3 separate regions of the Homo sapiens genome follow, and all the other regions are linked to region 2. A link is a contact called in ENCODE Hi-C or POLR2A ChIA-PET data. All regions are on one chromosome and are shown on one strand. Each heading gives the region's core, a stretch centred on a gene start or an enhancer-like site at or near the end of the contact. The rest is flanking DNA. Distances are from core to core; before and after follow the strand shown. Region 1 holds the start of H2BC6-AS1 (H2BC6 antisense RNA 1). Region 2 holds the start of LARRPM (LINC00240 antisense RNA regulating promoter methylation). Region 3 holds the start of H4C13 (H4 clustered histone 13).

Region 1 (3,133 bases), core at 554-3,053, 850 kb after region 2:
TTATCTCTTTTTTTTTTTTTTTTTTTCTGAGATGGTTCTCGCTACGTTGCCTAGGCTGTAGCGCAGAAGCTATACACAGGCATGATGGCAGCACACTACAGTCTCCAATTCCTGGGCTCAAGTGGTCCTTCTGCTTCACCTCCTGAGTAGCTGGGACTACAGGGACGTGCCACCTCACTTGGCATGATACCTATTTCACAGAATCTGTTACTATAGAAAAACAGCTCTCCTACTCACTTTTTTCTTGTAAAATTGTATAACATTATTAGCAAAACTGGAGAATACAAATTTTAAAAAGGAAGGAAGAGAGAAAGAAGAAAAAAACAAAATTATAGTTTTGTCTCACTAATGAACATTCATTTTTGTTTTTTAGAAAAAAATGCCTATTATGAGAAAAAATGGAAACCAGGAGAAATTGCAGAGACCATGTTATTTAAATAAATAGCTGATTATATAGGGTTTATTCTAAGAATAGAAGGAAGTTTAGTATTCTAAATCTGCCAGTTTAAGAAATTAATAAAGGAAGGCCCAGAGCAGTGGCTCACGCCTGTATTCCTAGCACTTTAGGAGGCTGAGGCAGGTGGATCACTTAATGTCAGGAGTTCAAGGCCAGCCTGGCCAATGGCGGCCTATCTTCTTCTGATAATACAAAACTTAGCCAGATGTGGTGGCACGCACCTGTAGTCCCTGTTACTTGGGAAAGTGAGGCAGAAGAATCGCTTGAACCTGGGAGGTAGAGGTTGTAATGAGCTTAGATCAGGGCACTGCACTCCAGCCTGGGAGACAGAGTGAGATTCCATCTCAAAATAAAAACTAAAATAATAAAAAATAAAATAAAATAAAATAAAATAAATAAAATAAAAAAGAGATTAATAAAGAAAAAACATGATCATCTCCAAAGATACTGCGAAAGCATTTAACAAAATATAACACTCTTTAATCATAAACACTTAACAGACTACAATGAGAAGAGAACTTCATAAGGAGGAGCTACAGCGAGTATAACACTTAATGGTGCCGTTTTGGAAGGATTCCCATAGAGGCGGAAGGAAGACAAGTGTGGTGAGAAAGTACTCCTATTCAACACGGCATCACAGGGTTTGGCCAATACCATGAGATAGGAACAGGCAGTCAGAAGAGCAAGGATTCAATAGGAAAAGATGATTATCTTTGAAAATAACATAATTGTCAAGGTAAAAGTTCACAAGAATCTATAAACAATTAGATCAAATAAGAATTGGAATTAGTGGGCATAGGCCAGGCGTTGTGGCTCACGCCTGTAATCCCAGCACTTTGGGAGGCCGAGGCGGGCGGATCACGAGGTCAGGAGATCGAGACCATCCTGGCTAACACGGTGAAACCCCGTCTCTACTAAAAAATACAAAAAAACTTAGTCGGGCGTGGTGACTGTAGTCCCAGCTACTCGGGAAGCTGAGGCAGGAGAATGGCGTGAACCCGGGAGGCAGAGCTTGCAGTGAGCCGAGACTGCGCCACTGTACTCCAGCCTGGGGGACAGAGCGAGACTCCGTTTCAAAAAAAAAAAAAAAAAAATTAAAGTCATATGAAGATTAATATGTAACATCTTCTTCGACTTAAATGTTCATTTTTTTCCTTCTGACTTTAGAAGAAATTAAAATATTTTCATGAGCCTCCAAAAGAACTGCGGACCCTAGACACCGTGCCTGCTGTTTAATGGAGTACGGCACTGCGTGTACCGGAAGATGATTTTTTTAAAAAAAAACTCAATTAGGAAATAATTATTCGCACACATTCATATACATACATACATACACTGAATCCTCACACGAAGAGCCCTACAGGCGTGAGAACAGTAAGGGAGATGCAAGAAAGGTCTCCTTGGAGTTGGGAGGCGTATTTACAGCTACTAGAGAAGGGGGAAGTGCCAGCTCCCCGAGAAGAAAGCAGGAGGATGCTGAGAGACTAAAGCTGAAATTTTCTGCCTGCTTCCTCACTCTTTTCGTTGGTTTCAGCCGTCTGAAAAACCCTTGTGAGAGGAGCAAAAAGGTCAAGGGAAGATTGTTGCCTTGCTCTCAGTCTTCAAAATTTTCGATCCTCCGTTTTTTTTGTTTTGAGACGCAGTCTCGCTCTGTCGCCTAGGCTGGAGTGCAGCGGCGCGATCTCGGTCACTGCAACCTCCGCCTCCCTGGTTCTAGCGATTCTTCTGCCTCAGCCTCCTGAGTAGCTGGGACTACAGGCGCGTGCCACCACACCCGGCTAATTTTTTTGTACTTTTGATAGGGACGGGGTCTCACGGTGTTAGCCAGGATGGTCTCTATCTCCTGAACTCGTGATCCGCCCGCCTCGGCCTCCCAAAGTGCTGGGATTACAGGCGTGAGCCACCGCGCCCGGCCGGTCCTCTGTTTTTAAACTGTAAAGGACTCCAGCGGATTGTTCGAAGTCTCCGATATCCCGCGATCTGGTGGCCGCAGAAGAAAGAGGCCGAGTCGGCGGGGACTGGGAACCACCAGTTAGCGGCCTACGGGCAACCTCCCGGACGCGCGCGCCGGGCCGACGTTAAACGTACGTGACGCCCTATGCGGGAGCCGGATGGGCGTAACGGGGCGGCGGCGTAACGTGTGGCTCTGTGGTTAGGGCACGGAGGGGCGTGGCCGGACGGCCCTATGAGGGGGCCGGCGTTTTTGGCGAGGGTTGATGGGATGACCCTATGAGGGAGCCTGCGTGGAGGGGCACGACCGGCCCCAAGACTCCTTTTCATGGCCGCATAGCCGCACCGGGAGTAGGATGACCGCTGTTATTTTTCAGGACCTCTCATCTTCGGTTTGAAATTCTTTGCTTTTTTCCGGCTTTGTGTGGCTATTTAGTATTAGCATTTTAGGGCAGTTTCATTTCCTTTAAAGTAAAACTCTCCAAAGTGGTCTCCGGACCAGCAGCATCAGCATCACCTGCATAATTTAGAAGTACAAATTATCAGGTCCTACCTCAGATCTAATGCATCAGAAAAGTTTTGTGACTGCTTCAAAACATTGTTTCCCTTAATTCAGATGCTGGAGGAGACCTTTCAAATGGCAGCTTAGCATAAGCTAACCAGTTTTTAACTTCAGGTTCATTACCAAAGCCACATCAGTGCTTAGGCCTTATCCACTCAGACCTC
Region 2 (2,985 bases), core at 225-2,724:
TACCCAGTAAAGATGCAACTAGTTTCTGTCTTTTAGATAAAAATAATCCCAAAGGCCATAGTTTTCACTGCCTCATAGGACATTAGCTAGTTTTTTACTTAAACTTGCAATCTCATGTCAGCATTATTTTTCCCCCACTGACTATACCTTTACCAGCCTTTTCTATTGCCATTGCAATCAGTTTACCATACTCCTCCTTTTCTCATTAGTGACTTAAATAAATATTTGGTGATTAGTTACTATATATATATTTGAAGATTATGCTTTGATAGCTTTTAAGGTACTCCAGTGGCTTAGCAAGAGCTACAAAGTGAGAAGGTGTTCACTTTATTATCATCTGGTGCATTCCTGAACGGGACCTCGCTAACCTTTCTCAGGAGAGAGTCTGTGAGTGGACAATGTCCAGATACATGCAAGACCCATTTAGGAATACAGATCTCAAGAGAGAGTTATCTGTGCTCAGCTTAATTCCACTCACCTCCGTGTCCCAAGTGGGACACATGTGCTTTCAGATTTGTGGCAATCTTTATAGCTAGGAAAACAACTCCCAATTACTCAGTTCAATTCCCTCTCTTGCTGAAGAGTTGGGAAGCATATGATAAAAGCTATGTCCAGGCAAACTGCAGGTGTCATAGGGAGAGGAAGCCTATTTTAAAGTCAAAATCCCTATCTACTTCCTACCCACCTCAGCCACAACAATATGCTTATTCTTGTAATGCTGTTCTAAAGATTTCAGGTTTCTGGGTCTATTATCACTCATCCTTTTCCAAGTCCAGGTAATTGAATGCCTGAGGACACCAGGTGCTGTTTCTCAGTTGATAGAAGCTGCTAGATCTTCCATGACTGTTGATTTTTATCAGGGTAAAATTAAGTGGGGGAAAAATACTGGAGGGGACACTGTTGTCAGAAATCAGTCCCCCCACACCCCTCCCAATCAGAGCTTTAATCAGACAGGAACCTTTTACTATTTCCCACTTTTGAGTTTCCTTAAATGGAGTTCAATGCTTATCACCTGATGGGAGTTTCTTAGCACTAAGTATGTGCCAGGGGCTCCCCGAGGAACGATGATCGATGATCCTAAGAACAAAGTGGAAAGAAGGATGTAAAGAGATGATGTTCTTTACCTGAGATCGACGTGCAGAACAAAGTGGAGATAGAAGGTAGCTAACTCACTGCGGCGCAACGGATTTTGTTGGTAATTGGCGTTGCTTGGTTCTAAAAAGGCTAAGGAAACCAATAACAATAAACTGTGTACACAATTCCAAACACGTTAAAGACGATGGAGTCGGATTACAGGGGGAAAGGCACTTCAAGTAATGCTATTTTGGGTTGGAAAACAATGCTCCAGGTGAGGCTCGAACTCACAACCTCGGCATCACTCGCACACATACTGCCATATAAGTACCGCGCGCTAACCGATTGCGCCACTGGAGCACCCAGTTTCTACTTCCGGTCACTCCTTACACAGCCTACACAGGAACATCCGGCGTGTTTGCTCTGGTCGTCACAGCACCGGTTCCTCGGGCGCGCGCCCTTAGTCCTGGGGCCGCTTCTCCCCCGGACGCGTGCGAAGGCGGACTGGGTTCCGCTGCGGTCTCCACGGGAGCCACCGGTCCTGAAAGCGCGGAGCATGCTTTGTTTGCGGAAACGAAAGCGAATACTTCTTTCCAAGGAGACTTAGGAAAGGGCAGACGCTCCCACTGCCTCAGGTGTTCCCTGGAGGACCTTCAAGTGGCCGCCGTGTGGGCGGGCTAGCGTCCCGCTGCTGCGCTGGTTCCGGAGCCCTTCCCTTGCCTCTCCCAGGGTCCTTCTCCCAGCGTCGGAGGAAGGCCCGCAGTCTGCGAGTGGAGTGCGGGTGGTGGGAATCCCTGGGAGGATTACGAAATCCTTAAAGTGGGATTTACCAAACGCATTCCTTTCCGCTCACTTCCGTTCCCGCTTAACAAACGTGTTGGAAACGTGTTGCTACTGAAAGGAAGTGGCGCTGGGCTGCATTTTCTGTGGCTAGTCTGCGAGAAACAGCCCTGGAATAGGGCCTCTATTTCTTCCTTGGAGCATCCCTCCCCGGGACCTGGGAGTTGAAACTCTAGGCTAAAGCAACTGAAGCAGGCCCAGGACTGGGTCTCTGAAATTCATGGTGTCTCTACGCTGAGTTAAACTAAGTTTTTCAGAAAATGTCTAACTAGGCTAAAGACCTTGTGCTTCAGAGTGTTTTGAGAGGAGAGTTTGGGGAAAAGGGCTCTCTCTAGAAGGTAAATTTGTATGGGAGATGGGGAGTGTGTGTTTACACGGAGTATCGGGCGTCTTTCTTATGGGTGGACATTGTGGATAAGAATGAGATATTAAGGCAGAATTAGCTGGGCTTTTAATCCCAAACAGTGTTTTAAAAATAAAAACTATATATTTAAGGTGTACAACATGATGTTTTGATACATGTACACAGTGAAATGATTTCTACAGTCAAGCTAATTAACATAATACATCTCTTCACAGTTACTATTTTGTGTAAGTGGTGAGAGCGCATGAAATGTACTCTCCGCAAGTTTCCAATGCACAATGCAGTATTAACTATAGTTATGCTATGCATTACATCTCTAGACTTATTCATCCTATAGAACTGCAACTTTGTATCCTTTGACCAACATCTTAACCATTTCCATACGTCTCCACCCCTGGTAACCACTGTTCTACTCTGCTTCTATGTATTTGACTTTTTTAGAATCCACATAAGAGATCATGCAGTATTTTTCTTGCTGTGTCTGGCTTGTTTCACTTAGCATAATGACATCGAGGTTCATCCATGTTGCAAACAGCAGGATCTTCTTTATTAAGGATGAATAATATTCTATTGTGTGTATAAACTATATGTGCTTTATCCATTCATTGGTGGACAGCCACTTAGGTCGATTCCATATCTTAGTTATTGTGAATAATGTTTCAATGAAGATGGGCATGCAGTTATTGCTTCGAGATCCTGATTTCATT
Region 3 (3,119 bases), core at 315-2,814, 850 kb before region 2:
CTACTTAGGAGGCTAAGGCTGAAGAATCGCTTGAATCCGGGAGGCGGAGAATCGCTTGAACCCGTGAGGGGGAGATTGCAGTGAGCAGAGAACTCACCATTGCACTCCAGCCTGGGGTGACAAGACCAAAACTCTGTCAAAAAAAAAAAAAAAAAAAAAAAAAAAAGGAAAAAGAGGCCAGCCTAGCTCAGTGAGAAACTGATTAACTATTACAACATGAGTATGTAATGTTTTGCACATACAGTAATCATAGAGTAGTTCATAATGTACTTGCAGAGACTGATTTTTAGAATAAAATTAGATATTTGCTAAAGAGGTAAATAATCATACACATTTGAAATATAAAAGGTAAACATTACTGAGAAACGAAATCTGATAGCTGGAAGGCAGGGCAAGGCAGAGCCAGCCTAGGTCAGGAAGGTCACACAACATTTATTTGAAACTTTTTTTTGAGACGGACTCTTACTTTGTTGCCCAGGCTGGAGTGCATGGAGTGCAGGGGCTCGATCTTGGCTCACTGCAACCTCCGCCTTCTGCGTTCAAGCGATTTTCTTGCCTCAACCTCCTGAGTAGCTGGGATTATGGGCGCCCTCCACCACGCCAGGCCAATTTTCTTTATTTTTAGTAGAGAAGGGGTTTCGCCATCTTAGCCAGGCTGGTCTCGAACTCCTGACCTTGTGATCCACATGCATCGGCCTCCCTTCTGGCTGGGATTACAGGCGTGAGCCACCGCGTCCGGCCATTTGAAACTCTTTTTCTTGGAATAAAGTCATCCTCGGTCTTTTCCTCCTGCACTTTATTTGTAAATGTAAAAGACAGGGTTTCTGGGCACAGCTGATTTCCTAGTTCAACAGAAAAGAGGAACATGAGGGAGCTCAAGCGGCACCTTCACAATTCTAAGGAAATACAGGGTAAAAGCCACCTTTCTTTCTCAAACAGCTTCCTGAAGTGTTTCTAGGTGGAATGAGGAAAAAAAAATAGAAAGTTCTTGCCCCAAAAATGTGGTTGGCGAGGGAGAGAAAGGAACAGAAAGGACAGCTACAGAAAGAGTAAAATATAAGGAAAAGAATAGAGAACCAAATTTGAGAAAGGTGAGGAATCCCACCTTGGAGCTATCATCAGGCGTCGTCTTTTGCAGTCAGCCACTCCATAGGCTGATCACTTCGAGTTTGTACGGAAGCAGTTTCTACACGCTATTTCACAAATGCCCGAAACGACTGTGATTACCCCTCTAGAGATGGCGCCATTTGATTCCAGCAGCCACAAAGCACTAGAACAATCGATGCTAAGAGGTGACAGGAAAAACAGGCTGCAAAGACCCAGACAATGGAATGCAGCGGTGGTCAGCCTAAAACACTGTAGAAGGGCAAGATGAGCTGAGTAATTTTTAACTGGGCATCATTTTTAGAAACTGGAGTTTAAGTACCCCCTTTTCCATTTTTTCCTGAAGTCGTGGGCAGGGCGCAAGGTCTGTGAATCGGCCGACCGGATGCAGCTGGTGTGGAGAGTTCCCAATCAGGTCCGATTTATTACTATATAAAGTACTGCTGCGAGGCTTGCCGTGTTGCATTTTGTTTAGTACAAGACATGTCTGGGCGCGGCAAAGGCGGGAAGGGTCTGGGCAAAGGAGGCGCTAAGCGCCACCGCAAAGTTCTGCGCGACAACATTCAGGGCATCACCAAGCCCGCCATCCGACGCCTGGCACGGCGTGGAGGCGTTAAGCGCATCTCAGGCCTTATATACGAGGAGACACGCGGAGTTCTTAAAGTGTTTTTGGAGAATGTAATCCGCGATGCAGTTACCTACACGGAGCACGCCAAACGCAAGACAGTCACAGCCATGGACGTGGTTTACGCGCTCAAGCGCCAGGGCCGCACCCTGTATGGCTTTGGCGGCTGAGTGTTTTACTTACTTACACGGTTCCTCAAAGGCCCTTCTCAGGGCCACCCATGAAGTCTGTGAAAGAGCTGTAGACTAAAGATAGTTAATTTCTTAAGAACACTTAAACGTATGGCAGTTTTGGCAAATTAGCGATTCCACATAAGCAGTCGCTGAAGTTTGAGGTTCGGTGCCCCTTTCAGCATTACTTAGTGGTTAAAAGTGCCGGCTTCTCTGATACACGGCCAAATCTATAACGCCTCTCTGGTTTTTGCAAAAGTCATAATGAAACAGCCGGTCTCATTTATCTTGTATCGATTACTTTACCGCTACCAATGCGAGGGCTGTGTAACTATGACACTGTGGTCCGCAACGCCCAAAATGTTTTAATATCGCCCTTTACAGAAAAAGTCGGCCAACTTCTAAAACATTAAGTACGTTTAAATTTGAGAAATACTGGCATACCACAACGCTCGAATTTCATATCCCCTTCAATGCCTCCATTTACAAATTTACTCTAGTTTCACTTTTCCTTTACGTTCTTTAACTTTTTGTCAAATCAGTAATGACACCTCGTAATTAAAATAGTGCAAGGCAAGTTTAGATTTATCAAGCTTATATTTAAACAGGATTTTGATGCATGAAAAATCCTAGACTTTTGGGGGATTTTTTTTTGTTTCCGTTTTTGTTTTTCTTTAGCTAGCAAAACCATTTTACGTTTCTTGACCCAAAACAGAGGCGGAATGTCTCCCTTTCACTAGCAGATTAAACTGGGAGCCAATTCCGTGTGTGAGACGTGGCATGGCACAGTCTACTGTCCAATCAGAACGCGAGGGCAGCTATAAATACCGGGATGATCAGTTTTTTTCTCTCATTTGTGTTGAGTAGGTACGTCTACTTAGCCATGGCACGAACAAAGCAAACAGCTCGCAAGTCCACCGGCGGCAAAGCGCCGCGCAAGCAGCTGGCCACCAAGGCGGCTCGCAAGAGCGCTCCGGCCACCGGTGGCGTCAAGAAGCCCCACCGCTACCGCCCCGGCACCGTGGCCCTGCGCGAGATCCGCCGCTACCAGAAGTCGACCGAGCTGCTAATCCGGAAGCTACCTTTTCAGCGCTTGGTACGGGAGATCGCACAGGACTTTAAGACCGATCTGCGCTTCCAGAGCTCGGCGGTGATGGCGCTGCAGGAGGCTTGCGAGGCCTACCTGGTGGGGCTATTTGAGGATACCAACCTGTGCGCCA

The links. A loop is a pair of places that touch in the nucleus more often than their neighbours do. ChIA-PET counts read pairs that join two places held with the same protein, here RNA polymerase II (POLR2A). Pooled maps may share reads with other maps.
Region 1: a pooled map shows a loop between it and region 2 (7-fold over the local background). The contact joins the promoter of H2BC6-AS1 here to the promoter of LARRPM in region 2. A Hi-C loop is called at or near these places in 2 of 50 pooled maps. POLR2A ChIA-PET finds 5 or more read pairs at or near these places in 2 of 52 experiments (GM10248 and K562).
Region 3: a loop to region 2 is called in a pooled map, with 3 times the contacts of the local background. The contact joins the promoter of H4C13 here to the promoter of LARRPM in region 2. A Hi-C loop is called at or near these places in 1 of 50 pooled maps. POLR2A ChIA-PET finds 5 or more read pairs at or near these places in 2 of 52 experiments (MCF 10A and T-cell).

The regions. Positions count from the first base shown.
Region 1 is chr6:26,171,443-26,174,575 of GRCh38, reverse strand. It overlaps H2BC6-AS1 (H2BC6 antisense RNA 1), which reads left to right and starts at 1,803. Exons shown (of 3, transcript NR_186648.1): 1 at 1,803-2,541. RefSeq lists an enhancer at 1,837-2,729.
Region 2 is chr6:27,018,795-27,021,779 of GRCh38, reverse strand. LARRPM (LINC00240 antisense RNA regulating promoter methylation) reads left to right here and starts at 1,474. Exons shown (of 1, transcript NR_026776.1): 1 at 1,474-2,414. The region is part of intron 2 of LINC00240 (long intergenic non-protein coding RNA 240); the gene reads right to left. It overlaps TRI-TAT2-2 (tRNA-Ile (anticodon TAT) 2-2), which reads right to left and starts at 1,434; the gene lies at 1,341-1,434. RefSeq lists an enhancer at 1,470-1,729.
Region 3 is chr6:27,871,979-27,875,097 of GRCh38, reverse strand. It overlaps H4C13 (H4 clustered histone 13), which reads left to right and starts at 1,564. Exons shown (of 1, transcript NM_003546.3): 1 at 1,564-1,950. The coding sequence starts at 1,588. The coding sequence ends at 1,899. H3C11 (H3 clustered histone 11) reads left to right here and starts at 2,752. Exons shown (of 1, transcript NM_003533.3): 1 at 2,752-3,119. The coding sequence starts at 2,783. RefSeq lists enhancers at 1,284-1,333, 1,414-1,583, 1,884-1,933, 1,365-2,002.